Regions from separate parts of the Homo sapiens genome. Here all the other regions are linked to region 1. Evidence: chromatin contacts called from ENCODE Hi-C data. All regions are on one chromosome and are shown on one strand. The core of a region is the stretch at or near the end of the contact, and the rest is flanking DNA. Distances in the headings are between cores, read along the strand shown. Region 1 holds the start of SPRY1 (sprouty RTK signaling antagonist 1). Region 2 holds the start of HSPA4L (heat shock protein family A (Hsp70) member 4 like). Region 3 holds the start of PGRMC2 (progesterone receptor membrane component 2).

What was found. A loop is a pair of places that touch in the nucleus more often than their neighbours do. Pooled maps may share reads with other maps.
Region 2: a map with no recorded cell type shows a loop between it and region 1 (16-fold over the local background). The contact joins the promoter of HSPA4L here to the promoter of SPRY1 in region 1. A Hi-C loop is called at or near these places in 2 of 37 single-sample maps with no recorded cell type and 5 of 50 pooled maps.
Region 3: a map of CD8-positive, alpha-beta T cell shows a loop between it and region 1 (11-fold over the local background). The contact joins the promoter of PGRMC2 here to the promoter of SPRY1 in region 1. A Hi-C loop is called at or near these places in 2 of 168 maps with a recorded cell type or tissue (CD8-positive, alpha-beta T cell and naive thymus-derived CD4-positive, alpha-beta T cell) and 8 of 50 pooled maps.

What each region holds. Positions count from the first base shown.
Region 1 is chr4:123,393,618-123,398,363 of GRCh38, reverse strand. SPRY1 (sprouty RTK signaling antagonist 1) reads right to left here and starts at 1,569. Exons shown (of 3, transcript NM_001258038.2): 1 at 1,432-1,569; 2 at 508-753. RefSeq lists a silencer at 1-134.
Region 2 is chr4:127,780,784-127,785,717 of GRCh38, reverse strand. HSPA4L (heat shock protein family A (Hsp70) member 4 like) reads right to left here and starts at 3,396. Exons shown (of 19, transcript NM_014278.4): 1 at 3,061-3,396. The coding sequence starts at 3,167. RefSeq lists enhancers at 995-1,234, 2,646-2,725, 2,334-3,326, 3,226-3,375 and silencers at 3,516-3,585, 3,866-4,035.
Region 3 is chr4:128,284,427-128,289,135 of GRCh38, reverse strand. It overlaps PGRMC2 (progesterone receptor membrane component 2), which reads left to right and starts at 1,323. Exons shown (of 3, transcript NM_006320.6): 1 at 1,323-1,763. The coding sequence starts at 1,346. RefSeq lists silencers at 28-322, 694-883, 1,204-1,383, 1,394-1,443, 1,624-1,683.

The DNA of each region.
Region 1 (4,746 bases), core at 320-2,819:
CCCCGCCGCCACCGGCCAGGAGCGCTCCCCGCGGCCCCCTTCCGGCTGCGGAGGGCAGTTCTCCCGCGGCTCCGCGCGGCCGGGCCCGGACCTGTCACGGCTGGTGCTCGCCGGGCGGCTCAGTAACATCCACCTCGGGAGGTCTTCTGCAGCCCCTTTCCAAGAACCAGTTTTTACAAATCCTTTCAGGAAGGCTTCCCAAGTCTCAGAAAAACAAGTAGGGGAGTGGCGGAGTCGAGTGCGTGACGGGCCAGCTGACGGCACGGTGTGCTCAGAGAACTCGGGTTCTAGTCGCTCCTCGCAAGGAACGAAGGAAGGGATGGCGGCTTCCTGACGAGCGAAAAATCCACGTCACGGGCGTTCGAGACTCCGCAGCGCCCGGGTCGGGGCCCGAACCGCCGTCGGCGGGTGGGTCACGGAGCCGCGCAGTACCCCGGCGAAACCTCGGAGCACGCGCCTGCCAGGCAGAGGCTGCCGCGGCCGGGAGGGGGAGGGGGATTTTTTTACCCTTTTCTTTTTTTTTTTTTTTTTAGCGGGGAGGAGTGAAGAGAGTGAGGTTTGGGGATCCTTCTCGGAGAGAGAAAGGCGGGCGTCGTCCCTTGTGCCCCGCGCAGGCCGACGCGCTTAGCCGATTCCGCACGTTGGGCAAGTGGGGGCACAGCGTCCCCGGGCACTCCGGTCCCGGCAGGTCAGCCTCTCCCGGGCAGCGCTCACACCCAGTCCTCCGAGCCTGGGGTTCCACGGCCGAAATGCCTGCGACAGAGAATTAGAGATAGAAGCTCGTGAATGTCCCTTTCTTCGAAGGGCTGGGACCCCGGGCGGGCCGCTGGCCAGCTCGCCCGCAGCCCGTTGCCATGTGCTCCCTGTTGCTGCTCCCGGTGATTGACAGGCCGGCGCACAGTCGGCGTGTCAGCCGCGAACCAAAGTAACATGCAGTCCTGCACGTTTTTGCCGAGGTGCTTTTGCCCCCTGGAATGCCTAGGAGTTCAAACAACGTTCAAGCAACGCCTCTGCGCGTTAGGAATCAATACACAGAGACGGGAAATTCAGGTTTTAAACCAATGCTTCACTCGGGATTCGGTCGCCAACAATGCCTAAACAAACACGCATTTGGTCCACACACCGAGTGCTAGCCCCTCTTCGCATAAAGGCATTAACGGCTCTGTGTTTCACAAATTCGATCGTTTCAGACTTTAAACGTCTACTGTTCGGTTAAGGAAAGGTGAAAGGGACCCTGCTTTTTCTTTTAGCGGTAGCATTTACTTTAAGAGCATTAGTTTTAGCAGTGGGAATGCTACCGGTGTTTTGAAATGCAACCAGTAACCTTAGCTGGAAAGCAAGTTCAAATAAATAAATGTTCAGTTCCTTGCAAAAGTCAACATTTCTCACCTTATCTTTCCTAAAATGTCTACGGAAGGAAACGGTACTTACCTAATGCAAAGATTGCAAATTGCTTTTCAGGCACATTTAACAGCGACTGTAGCTGTTCCTTATCCAGGGCAGGGAACTGTGCTGATAATCACTCTGCAAAGCACGCAGTGGTTTGCAGAGCGGTCTCACTCCGGCTACGCAGAATTTCAGCTCCTTGCCTCCACCTCCACCTCCACTCCAGGACACGCCTCCGGTGATATCATGTGTCAATCACTCGGGCTGCCCGAAAACCTGGAACAGGATTTCCTTAACTATCGTTTCCTCTTTCGTTTATGTGTACCAACTTGGAAATGTTGCCCTACAGACTCGTGTAATAAACATCCTCTTAAAACTTCGGGAGTGCCTCTAAAAATTCTGCAAATGCAGTTTGTCATAGAGGAATACATTCGGATTTAGTTAGCAATCTTCAGTTGTCGATCTCAATTAAAAGGATTGGTGGACTCTACTCTTAAGTTGAATTAGAAAAGAATTGTGAAGAATAAAAGAAAATGAAAAAAGTTGTATGCCAAGCCATCACTTCTGACCAACTAGAGGGAAAACGTATATTGACACAAAAAGATGATTATATAACATTACAGTTCCTATTTACAACAAAGTTCAGAATATGTGAAACCTAAAGTTCAAAAGGTGGCACTCCTTACTGCAAATGTAATATAAGCATATGTAATAAAGGTGAAATTTTCTGCTGTGGGTTTTTTAAATAATTGCTTTACCTTGGCTTGTTATATGATTTCCCAAAAATCAAGCACATGGAGAAAAAACCAAATTCTTTCAATTTTGTAATATAGTTGTATAATTTTGCAAAAAATACAAACCCGTATATTTTTTAATTAGCTAAAAGTCAATTAATTAGAATAGAAAAAATTTATCAAGAAGTTTTATAATTCTTAGTAATAGCTGATATGACTGGAAAAAAAACACTTTAAGTAGGAAACTTGATTTCTACTTTCTTACAAACTATGGGATTTTAGGCATTTATTATCAAAGTTGTGCCTTTTCATGCTGCAGTGAGGATAACTTTTTGTGGAATTGAAGGTTCCGTAGAAACTTTTAAAAGCCACCTAAAGACCAAAAACTTAGTGGAAAGGAAATATTTTTCCAGGTACTATATATCAGGAGTAGCTTAAAGTCTGGCAAAACAAAGCAAACAATAACAAAACTCTAGAATCTAAATCATATAAACATATAAGTATGGAAATTTTTAGTTCAAAGTACATTTTTAGTCTCATTTACAATAGCAAGTGGTTCTGTTGAAACTATAAATATATACATACATAACACACACGCACACACACAGGACTTTCAAATGTCTGAGCACTTTCAAAAATTAAAGTTGTGTTTGGAATTGCCTCTGAAGAACACAGAGCATTGTTAAGAACATGAATAACAATAAAAAAGCATCATTAGAAAATAGCATAGAATAAGAATCAAGCCAAAAAGCTACATATTCACTCTTAATATTATGAATTGTATTAAAATAGGCTATTTAAAAGAATAAAATTGATTTCATTGTATTTTTTTCATAGATCTCATTAGATTTGGGGATGTAATGAAATTTTACTAGTGATGGATAGGTTTCTTGTGAATGTATTTGGAATAGACAAATCAAAAATAGACTATCCTATCAGAGTATCTTATTTGGTTCTTCAAAACTATTACCACAGTTGTGAGCTGAGAGGTCAGTTCACCAATATGATAAAACCTGGAGAGGGAGCACTGAACATTCTACCTTCATAAATCCTACAAAATATATTTGAAAGATTTCTATTGCAAATACACTCTATTTCAACCAGAAATGTATTAAAATAATTTTCATTAGATCAAGTATTTTTAAATTATAATAATCAAATCCATGAGATTTTTATCTAAAACACCATCACCATGGGTCATGTTGTATTAAGAAATTAAATATGCTGTACAGAGTTGATCAATAACCCTCCATGTCATTTAGCACTAAAATGCATTAATATGTTTTTCTCTAAATATTACATTACAAATAAATGTACGTATAGCTCTGTCACCTTGGTTCTAAAAGACATTGAATGAAACTTGCCTCTCCTGATTCCCCGCAACTATAAGACTTTGTAGAAATTCTAAATTTTTAGCTTAAAGTATACATTGTTTTTCACTTGGTAAGTTTAATTACATTGTAACTTGACTAAAAATGGATAACGGAAGTATGAAATTTTTCCAAAAATGAAAAACAATGCAAATATCAATGGGAAAAATCTTATAATAATTTTTAGTTTATTAAGATATGTCTAAATAAAGTGGAATGGAAAGTGAGCCCTGACTTGTCCTTAATTTTCATGTGAAAACAAGATTAGCCATCGCTTGTGTTAATTTGAGTTTTGAAAAAGAATAAAGTGAAATGAAAAAAATTCAGTAACTCCTCACAACTTCTAGTGATTAAAAAAAAAAATGGCCAGGCATGGTGGCTCACGCCTGTAATCCCAGCACTTTGGGAAGCTGAGGTGGGCTGATCACCAGAGGTCAGGAGACCAGCCTGGCCAACATGGCGAAACCTGGTCTCTACTAAAAATACAAAAAATTAGCTGGACATGGTGGTCTGTGCCTCTAATCCCAGCTACTCAGAAGGCTAAGGCAGGAGAATCGCTTGAACCCGGGAGGCAGAGGTTGCAGTGAGCCGAGATCGCGCCACTGCACTCCAGCCTGGGCGACATAGCTGGACTCCGCCTCAAAAAGAAAAAAAAAATTAATACAGTTATAGGAAGCTTAACTTATTCATGTATCTACTTTATTTGCCAAAATAAAAATAACAATCATGTGTTCCAAGCTTTTGAAAAATAATACGTTATTAATTCTCCTAATGTTTCTGTGAAGTCATGATAAATAAATGTATCACAGTCTTTTTATCTTGTTGAGAAACAAACACACAAACTAAATAATCACAGACATTGATGAGTTAGCTTATAAGCATGTCATAAATCAATGAAGACCGGTAATGGAAACTAAGTTCTCTTTACTTTCCTTTTAGGGCAATAGTCACTATATTACTATACTTCCCAAGAAAAGCTGGCAAGGATAGGCCATTTTATTTTCAGTTTCCTTTTGTAAACAATCTTTGTAGTTGACAGAAATAGACCAACCTATTCTGTAAATTTTCCATAAACATTCTCTTCATTTTCATAAGCGTAATTCTCATCCTTCTGCCTTATTTGAAATACGAATGTTCCGTATTGGTTTCAAATTCTGGAAGTGGGCAAATCAAGCAATACGTTGAGTAAATTACACTGAATGATTTGTAGTTTGTGTCAGCTCTATAATTCAACTAATCATTTGTGTACTTTGTCA
Region 2 (4,934 bases), core at 2,147-4,646, 4.4 Mb before region 1:
CACCTGTAATCCCAGCACTTTGGGAGGCCGAGGCGGGTGGATCACCTGAGGTCAGGAGTTCGAGACCAGCCTGGACAACATGGTGAAACCCCGTCTCTACTAAAAATACAAAAATAGCTAGGCGTGGTGGTCGTTGCCTGTAATTCCAGCTACTCGGGAGGCTGAGGCAGGAGAATCGCTTGAACCCAGGAGGCGGAGGTTGCAGTGAGCTGAAAACGCGCCACTGCACTCTAGCCTGGGCAACAAGAGCAAGACTACGTCTTAAAAAAAAAAAGAAAAAAAGAAAAAGGTTACTAAACATAAAGTAAATACTTCCCCTTCCCTTTGAAAACACACACAGAAAACCATCTGGAGGAATTAAATTTTTAATTTCACCTTTTAATGTGCCAGTATTTTTTATAATGAGCACATATTATTATGTAATAATTTTTCAATAAGATGTTCAGGAAAATTATTTTGTCTCTTCAATTTATGCAGGTTAATTTCTCTCTCCCTCTTCAACTTATGCAGGAGATGAGAGGCTAGTATAAACACTCTAACTTTACAGAAGGTGAATCTGAATTAAATAGGTTAAATTAACTTGTCTTTTGTCCCTTAATTATAGGCCAAAACTTGGTTCTTTTTCATTAAACTGTCCTTCTTGGTTTATATGGAATCCTCTCAACCATAAGCAATCAAATATGTTAATGAAAGAAACGTAAAATGTATGAATGCTGAAAACAACTAAATTGAACATTTCTTTCCTCTTTTCATAGGATCATTTTATAATGTATTCACATCTTAGAAAATATGTCACATTACCTTGATGTAAGCAATTGGAATATGAAAAACATTTTATTTGCAAAGCTAACATTTTATTTATGTGTGTTATTAAATACTGTGGTGTATTAGAGAAGTTAAAGGTTATCTAATAGTTACAATGCTTTTTGCATGATCGGTGTTGAATTGATGGATAAATGTCCTGAGGCCCGGAAGGGCTATGTTTTTCCTCAACAATTGGACCCACAAAGTAATACATAGTGTAAGAGCACTACACTACCATGAAGTACTTTTGTTCAGAAACAACAAAAGATACACTTCTGAGGTAAGTGACAGTGCCCAGCCATGGAGAGAAGAGTTGCTGATGCAAGCTAAGTGAGAATATCCTTTCACTTTTTAAGAACTTTCTAGTTTAGATTAGGCTCATTAAATCTAGATATTACTATTGGCTTTCTAGCACACAAATCAGAAATATCACATTACTTCTCAACCACACAGAACCAGCGAATATGCCTAAGTACAATAACAAAGAGACTTTTAGAAGACTCTAGAAGCCCACTTTTTAAAGAACTAAGTCTGGCCGGCCAGGATCTTTAAAGAATCACAGGTTCACTCACTGCTAAAGAGATTTCTCAGCCTGGAAATGCAGATCGATCTTTCTTACTGTTCTGGTTTCTGATCTTTTAGGATATGGCTTTAAGGACTAAAAGAATGTCCACCCTACCTCTCAGTTTTTTCTCTATAGGTTGAGAGTCAATGAAGCCAAAGATTGCTCCCATTTTTAACCCCTACTCTGCTGAAGGTGGAGAGTGGAATTTCCGGTCTGTTTCTGGCGAAAGCCAGTATTTGTTGTGGCTTAATATAAAACCTTGTAGAGACGAATTCATCGACTTCACAGTTACTGTTTCGGCCTCTCACTGTGCATAAAAGCCAGAAAAAGATGTAAAAAGTAGAAGAGTTCAAACATTATTGAGGATTACCTTATCTATGCCCATGTATTGAAAATATAAACGTCCAAAACGTTTAAAATTTCAATAGAAGAAACGTGTACATCTACGAAAAAAGGTATAAAACCTTCTAGAATCTTCTTGGAAAGAAATCAAAGCACAGACTGCTTCAAGTGAGCTACTCTTCAACATCTTTTTGCCATATTTTAAAGCTTTCCATAGAATAGTAAATGAGGCATTTAAAGACCATTGGACACTGACCTTGTTTTAGTATAGTTAAGGTATTATATTTTGGACCATTCAGAACGGTCAAATTAAGATGCCAAATTACCTTTCCATAAAAAGTAATATAGGTTTCATACAGTTGGTTTCCTCATAAAATTACCAGTAACAGCAGCCTATAAGCAGCAACTAGTTTTTCATATTTCAGAATTACTTCATTATATTCCTTGCCAACAAACTTCCCAGGCCAGAGAAACAACGGAACATGTGGAAACATGTTTCCATGACATAACGCCGCTCCTCCTAAGCCTTTCATTAAGCGTTCATAATAGAATCACTCCACAGTCATGTTTATACGGGACAGCTGCCCCCGACTCCGGCAATTCACTCTGCAGAAACACGCTTTTGGTCCGACCCAACCCCGCCGCATTCCAGCAACTGACGTAGTTACCAATGCACAAGGCCAGTGACTCCCATCCCGAGGCTCTCCCTATCAATGCACCATTGACCTGGCCCTGTAAACCGGCTCCATTACCTGCAGTTCTCAAGGGCACTGGGTTTTGTAAAACCCCACATGCCTCACTCCCCGCCCTTAAAAAAAAAAAAAAGGCTTTCGGGGCCAGATGAACCTGCAATTCATCTCTGACGTGTGCAGCCGAAGCTGACTTTTTACTTTTCTGAGAAAAAGCTGTCACCCAGAGGGACGGGGAAAGGAAGGAGGGCAGCTGGCGCGGGGCCGATAATCCCACGTAAACCTCGTTAGAGGCAACCGGAGATCTTTCTCAATATTCCGGACGCCAGGGGCTGTCCCACAGCAACCTCTTCCTCGCAAGCAAAAGAGGCGTTGGGGGACAGCGGCACGAGGCAGGGGACGTGCGTAGGTACAGAAAAGAGAGCTGCGCAAACTAGTGCGGTCCCTCGTCCTTGAAGGAAAAGAAGCTTTGCGGGGCGAGGAAGTCCGACTGCCACCCGGCGGTCTCTAGGGACTGCGGTTGACGGGTTGCACCTGTCATCTCGGGGTTCGGCGCACGTTAGGGGAAAATCCGAGGAAGCGAGCAGACAGGACAAACGTTAAGGACGGGAGAGAAAAACGTTTCTTAGGGTCGAGGTGATGCTCAGCAGAGGCACTTACGGGGTACACCTGTCGCTGTACTCATTGGCGATGGTCTCGATGCCGCCACTTCTCGCGACAGCAATGTAGCAGTTGAGAAAGCCGAGGTCAATGCCAACCACAGACATCCCGCCGCGTGATGGTCGGGCTGCTGGTACTGAACCCTTCGGTACGGGAACCGTGTCCTCTTCTGGGCTATTGCTGCTGGGATTGCGACTCCTACCAGAAGCAAACGAGAGGGGACCCCAAGTCGCTAAGCAGAAAATCTAGGGCAGGGAGTCGGAAACCCGCGGAAGGAGCAGAGGCCGTCAGCGCCGCAGCCTGCACCGCGTCCCGCAGCCTGGGTCTTTCCCTACTGCGGTTCGGCCGCCTCCAACCGGCGGTTACTGGGACCTGCGCCTGCGCGCTCGGCTGCCCGGGAGGCGCGCGAGCCTCCGCTCCGCGCCCGAGCCAGCTCCGGGCCCGGACTTCGGCCGCTTCCGTCAGCACTCGGGCAACGGCTGCCCAAGAAGCTGCGGGTTCGAGAAAGATCTGGAAAATGGAGGCTGCTGAGCTATCCGGGGGCGGGAGAAGCGGGAAGGCGGGGCGGGGAGGATCGGGGAAAGGAGGCTAGGCACATTGGCTTGCTCGCCCTCGCTCGGCAGTAGGACGTCGGGCGGTCGGGCTAGGTGAGAGGCAGGCGACCGGCCGGCCCGGGGCTTTGCGAACGTGTTTTGAGGCACATTTTTGGGTTGTTTTGGCAACCGGAGGCGTGCTTGTCACGGCGGCAGGATGCTGTCCTGGCTGGCGGGCGCCGCCCCCTCACCCCCTGCCCTCAGAAGGGCTCGCCCGCAGGCCTCGCCTCCCCGAGGGGCCCATGTGCAGCCCGGCGCCCTCCCCTTGTGGCTGGAGGCCCGCCGCGCCCGGCTCTGTGAGGTGGCGCGCATTGTCCGACGTCCGCCGCTCCGCCCTGTCCAGCCCCGGGGGAGCTGCCGAGCCCGGGACAGACTCTTGTGCGAAAGCGGGATGAGCACATGTTAGGTTTTTTTCTTTTTTCATCAGCAGGATTTGAAATATCAAAAGTCAAACTTCTGTCAAGAAATAAGATCACACTGACAACTTTCCCTCCACGTACCTTTCCTCACACCTTTCTAAAAGATGCTGGCCCCGCCGCTGACCCTTGTCTCTGGAAACCAGTTTTACAGGAAAGTGACCTTAATTAAGTGTGCCACTCACACCAGCCAAGTCTGTGCTTTAGCCTCCAGCCGCTGCCCTGTGGTCCTCAAAAAAGAGCCCAGTGTGGTCCAGCGCCCTCCCTCTTGGTTTGATCGGCATGTGTTGCCTGTCTGTAATTAACCAAGTTTTATGTTACACTTAAGAAATTTGGCTGTCTTGTTGCTTTTCGTTCACTTTTACGTGTGTGCCCTGTTCCTTCTCTGCCAGTCCTTGGTCTGTTCCCTGTTCCTCCCCGTCCTCTTCATCTAGTCTCTGTTCCTTCTCATCCAATTCTTTGTGTGTTTTCCTGTTCCATTTTGGTATCCATCTTGAAAACAGGCGTGTTTTTTTGTTTGTTTGTTTTGTTTACTAGATTCTTTAGTATTCTGATTATCCCTAGTTGTCCACTTCTTTAAATAACTTAGATTTTTTACTATTAATAATGTTGCTACAGCAGCAGCAGCAGCAAGGGTGGCTATAGTTCCTGCTGCTGTTAGAATGAACGTGAAATCCATTTTCAAGGGCAATACTGAGGCAACTGGATTGTACAGTATTGCTTGGGCTCTGGTCTCTACATTGAAGAAATCAATCAGGCCTCTCTTCCCTTCATGAGCACTCAGGAGACGTGGAGCCCCTGGGTGAAGCTGCGCTCTGAGACACCGCAGAACTCGGCGTCCCAGCGGGCAGCTCGTGAGCAGAAC
Region 3 (4,709 bases), core at 74-2,573, 4.9 Mb before region 1:
CCTGCTCTAATGTCTCCCCTAGCTCTGAGTCTCCTCACCTCACGCACAAATACCCTAGCCTACTAACTGCTTTCCCACTCTTTCCCCAGCCTCTAATCCTTCAGACACCTGGTTGCTATACAGCCTCTCTACAAGAGTGTCGACCCTGTCACTTGCCTCGTCAATATCCTCAGTGACTCCTACAAAACCGACAGTGAAAGGTTCAAACCTATTCTATGAGACTCAAGACAACAGACAACAAAGGGCAAGAGAGAACACGTCAAACGAGTTCGTCAAACGAGTTGAGTGCGTGAGACTTCAGAGGTCACTTTTTCACACTAGAATTTCAAGGTGTGAGAGGCTAAAAGACGTCCAAGTACATGAAACAGAACCTGCAAATAAGAGTGAATGACGAATAGAAAGACCACCTCAACCTGTCCACTTCCCTACGGCCGCAGAAGTTATGATTCAAGGAATAATGAGACTCTAAATCCTTTAAAATTCTACAAGAGCAGCCTTTGCCAAACCCAGCGGGGAGTGGCTGCTCGGTGCCAGCGCGAGGAGCACGTAGACTGCCGATGCCAGAGAAGCCCGGTGCGGGTTCCGTGCTTTCTCTCCGTTCCAGGAAGACCCCAGCTCGTGGCCAAATCTTCTTGCCGCTTCCCGGTCTGCGCGCCTACGCTGCCGGTTTCCCGACAAAAGCGACGGCGCCCTGGTGAAAAGCAGACGCCCCTCATCGGTTTGCGCCTTGCAGCTCAACTATGCCCCAGCCTCCCACAAGCCACCTGCCCGCGTCCTCCGCCAGGCGTCCAGCCCGGACCTGCCCCCGCGGCCGCCAAGGCGCACGTGAAGCTCCCGGGCGGGGGGAGCGCAAGGAGGCGGGAGTTTGCGGACGCGAACGCAGGCCTAGGAAGGGAAGCGATTCCAGGGCGCACGCGCAGAGCCTGGAGACTGGGCGGGGCGTGCCTCCCGCAGGGGTTACGAACGAAAGGCGAGCGCGTGGCGCTCAGGAGCCCGCGCACGCGCTGTGGTCTCGCCCCGCCCATGAGCGTCCGCGCGGCCGTCGTAGCATCTTTTCTTCAGACCCGCCCGGCTCGTCTACTTAACCTAGCGGAGGCTTGGAGTGAGAGCAGGGAAGTGTGGGGCGAGGTGGGCGGGGCGTTGCACGCGTGCGCGGCCAGCGAAAGAAGGGAGGGGGCGGGAGATCCGAGACAACGTTACCCCGTCAACACCCAATCAGGAGCCGGCCTGACCCCGCCCCCTCTTCTCACGTTATTGGCTGAGAGGCCCCCAGATGGGCGGGGCCGGCCGTGGGGTTGGGGAGGGCAGGGGGCGGGGAGGAGGAGGAAGGCGCTGGCGGGCAGTGATGGCGGCTGGTGATGGGGACGTGAAGCTAGGCACCCTGGGGAGTGGCAGCGAGAGCAGCAACGACGGCGGCAGCGAGAGTCCAGGCGACGCGGGAGCGGCAGCGGAAGGGGGAGGCTGGGCGGCGGCGGCGTTGGCGCTTCTGACGGGGGGCGGGGAAATGCTGCTGAACGTGGCGCTGGTGGCTCTGGTGCTGCTGGGGGCCTACCGGCTGTGGGTGCGCTGGGGGCGGCGGGGTCTGGGGGCCGGGGCCGGGGCGGGCGAGGAGAGCCCCGCCACCTCTCTGCCTCGCATGAAGAAGCGGGACTTCAGCTTGGAGCAGCTGCGCCAGTACGACGGCTCCCGCAACCCGCGCATCCTGCTCGCGGTCAATGGGAAAGTCTTCGACGTGACCAAAGGCAGCAAGTTCTACGGCCCGGGTGAGGAGTTGGAAGGGGAGGGGAAGGACCCCCTGCAGCTGAAGCACAACCCCCTTCGGACAGGGAGGCCTCTGGGCACCGGGTTAGTTTGCCCAGCCTTCTCGTCTCCGGGACCCCCGCGCCTCGGCCGCCGCACCTGGGACGGCCCATCCCGCCCCTACACACACACCGTCCCCCCGCAGCTACGGGCACCTCCAGTTCTTCCCCCGAAACCAGGGTCCCCGGTGGCGCCCCAGAGACCAGCTCTCAGCATTCATCTTTCTTCCATCCCATTTCTCCTCGCAGCCTTTTTTTTTTGTTTCTTTGGCTGGATTTTTCAAAATCGTTTTAGTTGTCACAGGTCAACGCTGGCCCTTAACCTTTTTTGAGTCTCCTGATTCCTGGGATGGATGGGGCACCAGGGAAGGGAGATTTCTGAAGTTGGGACCTAAACTAAAGTTTTGGGCTCTGTAATTCACCGTTTTCTTTTCCTTGCCCCCTTTTTTTTTTTTTTTGCCACTGATCTCCTTTTTTCCCTCGCTGTATTACTCCGTAAGGCCACGTTTAGGGGCATGTAAAGTCCCAACCCTCCAGTCTCTGAAGTCCAGACGTATAAGCAACACCTCGGACTCTCTTTAAACCAGTTTTAGTTCGGAGTTGCTTTCCATGATTAACAAGGTATGTGGGATGAGAACAGACCAGAATGCAGAGCTTATTAAAGACTGGTAAGGATATTCACCTTGAGTTTTGGGGGTGGAGCTCCTATACCCAGCAGGCGTGTCTCTGGTTTCTTTTTTCTTTTTTTTTCTCTTTTCAAGTACACGTTGATAATGACTTGTGTTTTCACTTAGCAGAACTAAGGAGAAAAAACTTAGAAGAGTTGTAGATTTATACCCCCATGTGCCAGTTATGCAAGTTAAAGATTTTTAGAACTTTGTTTTGAGAGAACTTTGTTTTCAGGGAACTTTGTGTAGGGTAGTTGATTTAGACGCCCTTTTTTTACAGTGTGGTTGTAGCATACATTTTGGATTATGTTAATAAACCCCAGACTCATGGAACCTGTTGGTATATCATACAGTTGAGCAACATTGTGCATCCTGGTTGTGCACTGATTAATACTAAGCTTTAAAAAAAAGTGGTGACTACAATAAGAATAAATAATTAAATTAGAGACCTAAAGTGACCTGTTATTGGAGAGAGTACCTCCAAGCCTTAAAGTCATAGGGTTGGCAGTCTGGAAGTAAGCTGGTTTTCTCCTTAATTTAATCTGTAGGTGTATAAGATTTATTGACACTTAAAAATATATACTTCTGATTTCAGTGCTTGATAGCTGGAAGATATTTTAGAAGTGCTTTGGTTTGTAGTTTGTTCATTGGAATAGGGATAAGAAATAGGAGATTTTTGGTGTTGAATTATGTAATTTATTTCTTAGTTGTTTGTACTTCTGTGTATATATACACATTTAATCCAACCAAGTAAATACATAGCTTACAGAGTTTTTGCTTCTGGTTACATAAATGTGAACACAAGGTGTCTGCCTACTTATATCAACTGAAATGGTTAATACATTTTTGTTTACTTAAGCACACGTGGGACAAGAGAACAGGGCCAAAGTACAGTATTTAAACAGGCCAAGCGAAGTAAATTTTTTTTAAATCAAGGATTTAGACAGCATTTTATACCTAGTTCAAGCTTTTCCCCCATTGGTATTAAAATGTGTTAAGTGATTAGAAATCCTGTACAGGTTTAAATTTTTAATATAGACCTTACCCAGCTAAAAGATCAGCTTTTGTACCCTGTCTGAACTGCCACTGAAGAAAACAAAGTATTAGTACAAAGAATCGTATTAGTCCTCACACATTATGCCTTGGCAGTATCTGAAAATAGCTAAGAGAGACAGTCATAGAAACAGTTTGGCAGCCTCCAGTGGCAAACGTTTGTTCTGTGATAGAAATTAAAAATTAAAGCCAGGCGTGGTGGTTCATGCCTGTAATCCCAGTGCTTTGGGAGGCCGAGGCGGGTGGATCACCAGAGGTCAGGAGTTCGAAACCAGCCTGGCCAATATAACAAAACCTCGTCTCTACTAAAAATACAAGAAAATCAGCTAGACGTGGTGGCGGGTGCCTGTAATCCCAGCTACTCGGGAGGCGGAGGCAGGGAGAGTTGCTGGAACCCGGGAGGTGGGGGTTGCAGTGAGCCGAGATTGCGCCATTGCACTCCAGCCTGGGCGACAGAGAGAGACTCGGTATAAAAAAAAATTAAAAATTAAGAGTCATAGGTGGTAGATTGCTTTTTTATGGTATGTGCACTGAGGGAGGCTCTTGAGATTACAATGGAGAAGTCAGTTTTAGATTAGTTTCTGCCAGTTCCTAGGTTCTGTTGAACAGCCTAAGAGTGATATACAGTTAGTATTCTACAGTTGATCAACAACATAACAGATATTTGAATATTTTATTATTGAAAGGAACCTTAAAGAAAGCCAGATCATTTTATGGGCTTAGAATATGTTGATATTGCATATTAATAGAAAATGTAATAAGTAGTACTTTTCAAAAAATCTTAAAGCCAAATTTCTGGCTATAAAACAGATACAAGTTCAGTTTTGCTTTTAATTTTTATTTTCATCCTCATAAATTAAGCAGTTTTGTAGCAGAATAATTCAGAAGCAGTAATTGTTAGTTTCTATGCCTAGCCAATATCTACCCTAATTTCACAATAATGGTTTTAGGATTAAATTTTGTGAGATTTTTCCATAATGCTAAACATGTGTTTATTTTTAGTCATACATTTTTAAAGTTCAGGCTCTTAATTAAATATTGACAGTGTAATTTGGTGGAGTATACACATTTTGGCAAACAGTTGGCATTAACTGTATTTGCCAATATTAAATTTAGTAACAGATCAGGCACTTGGCCAGCAGGTGAGGAAAGTTTGGTCATGTAAAAAACTGAATACAGGAGGAGAAAG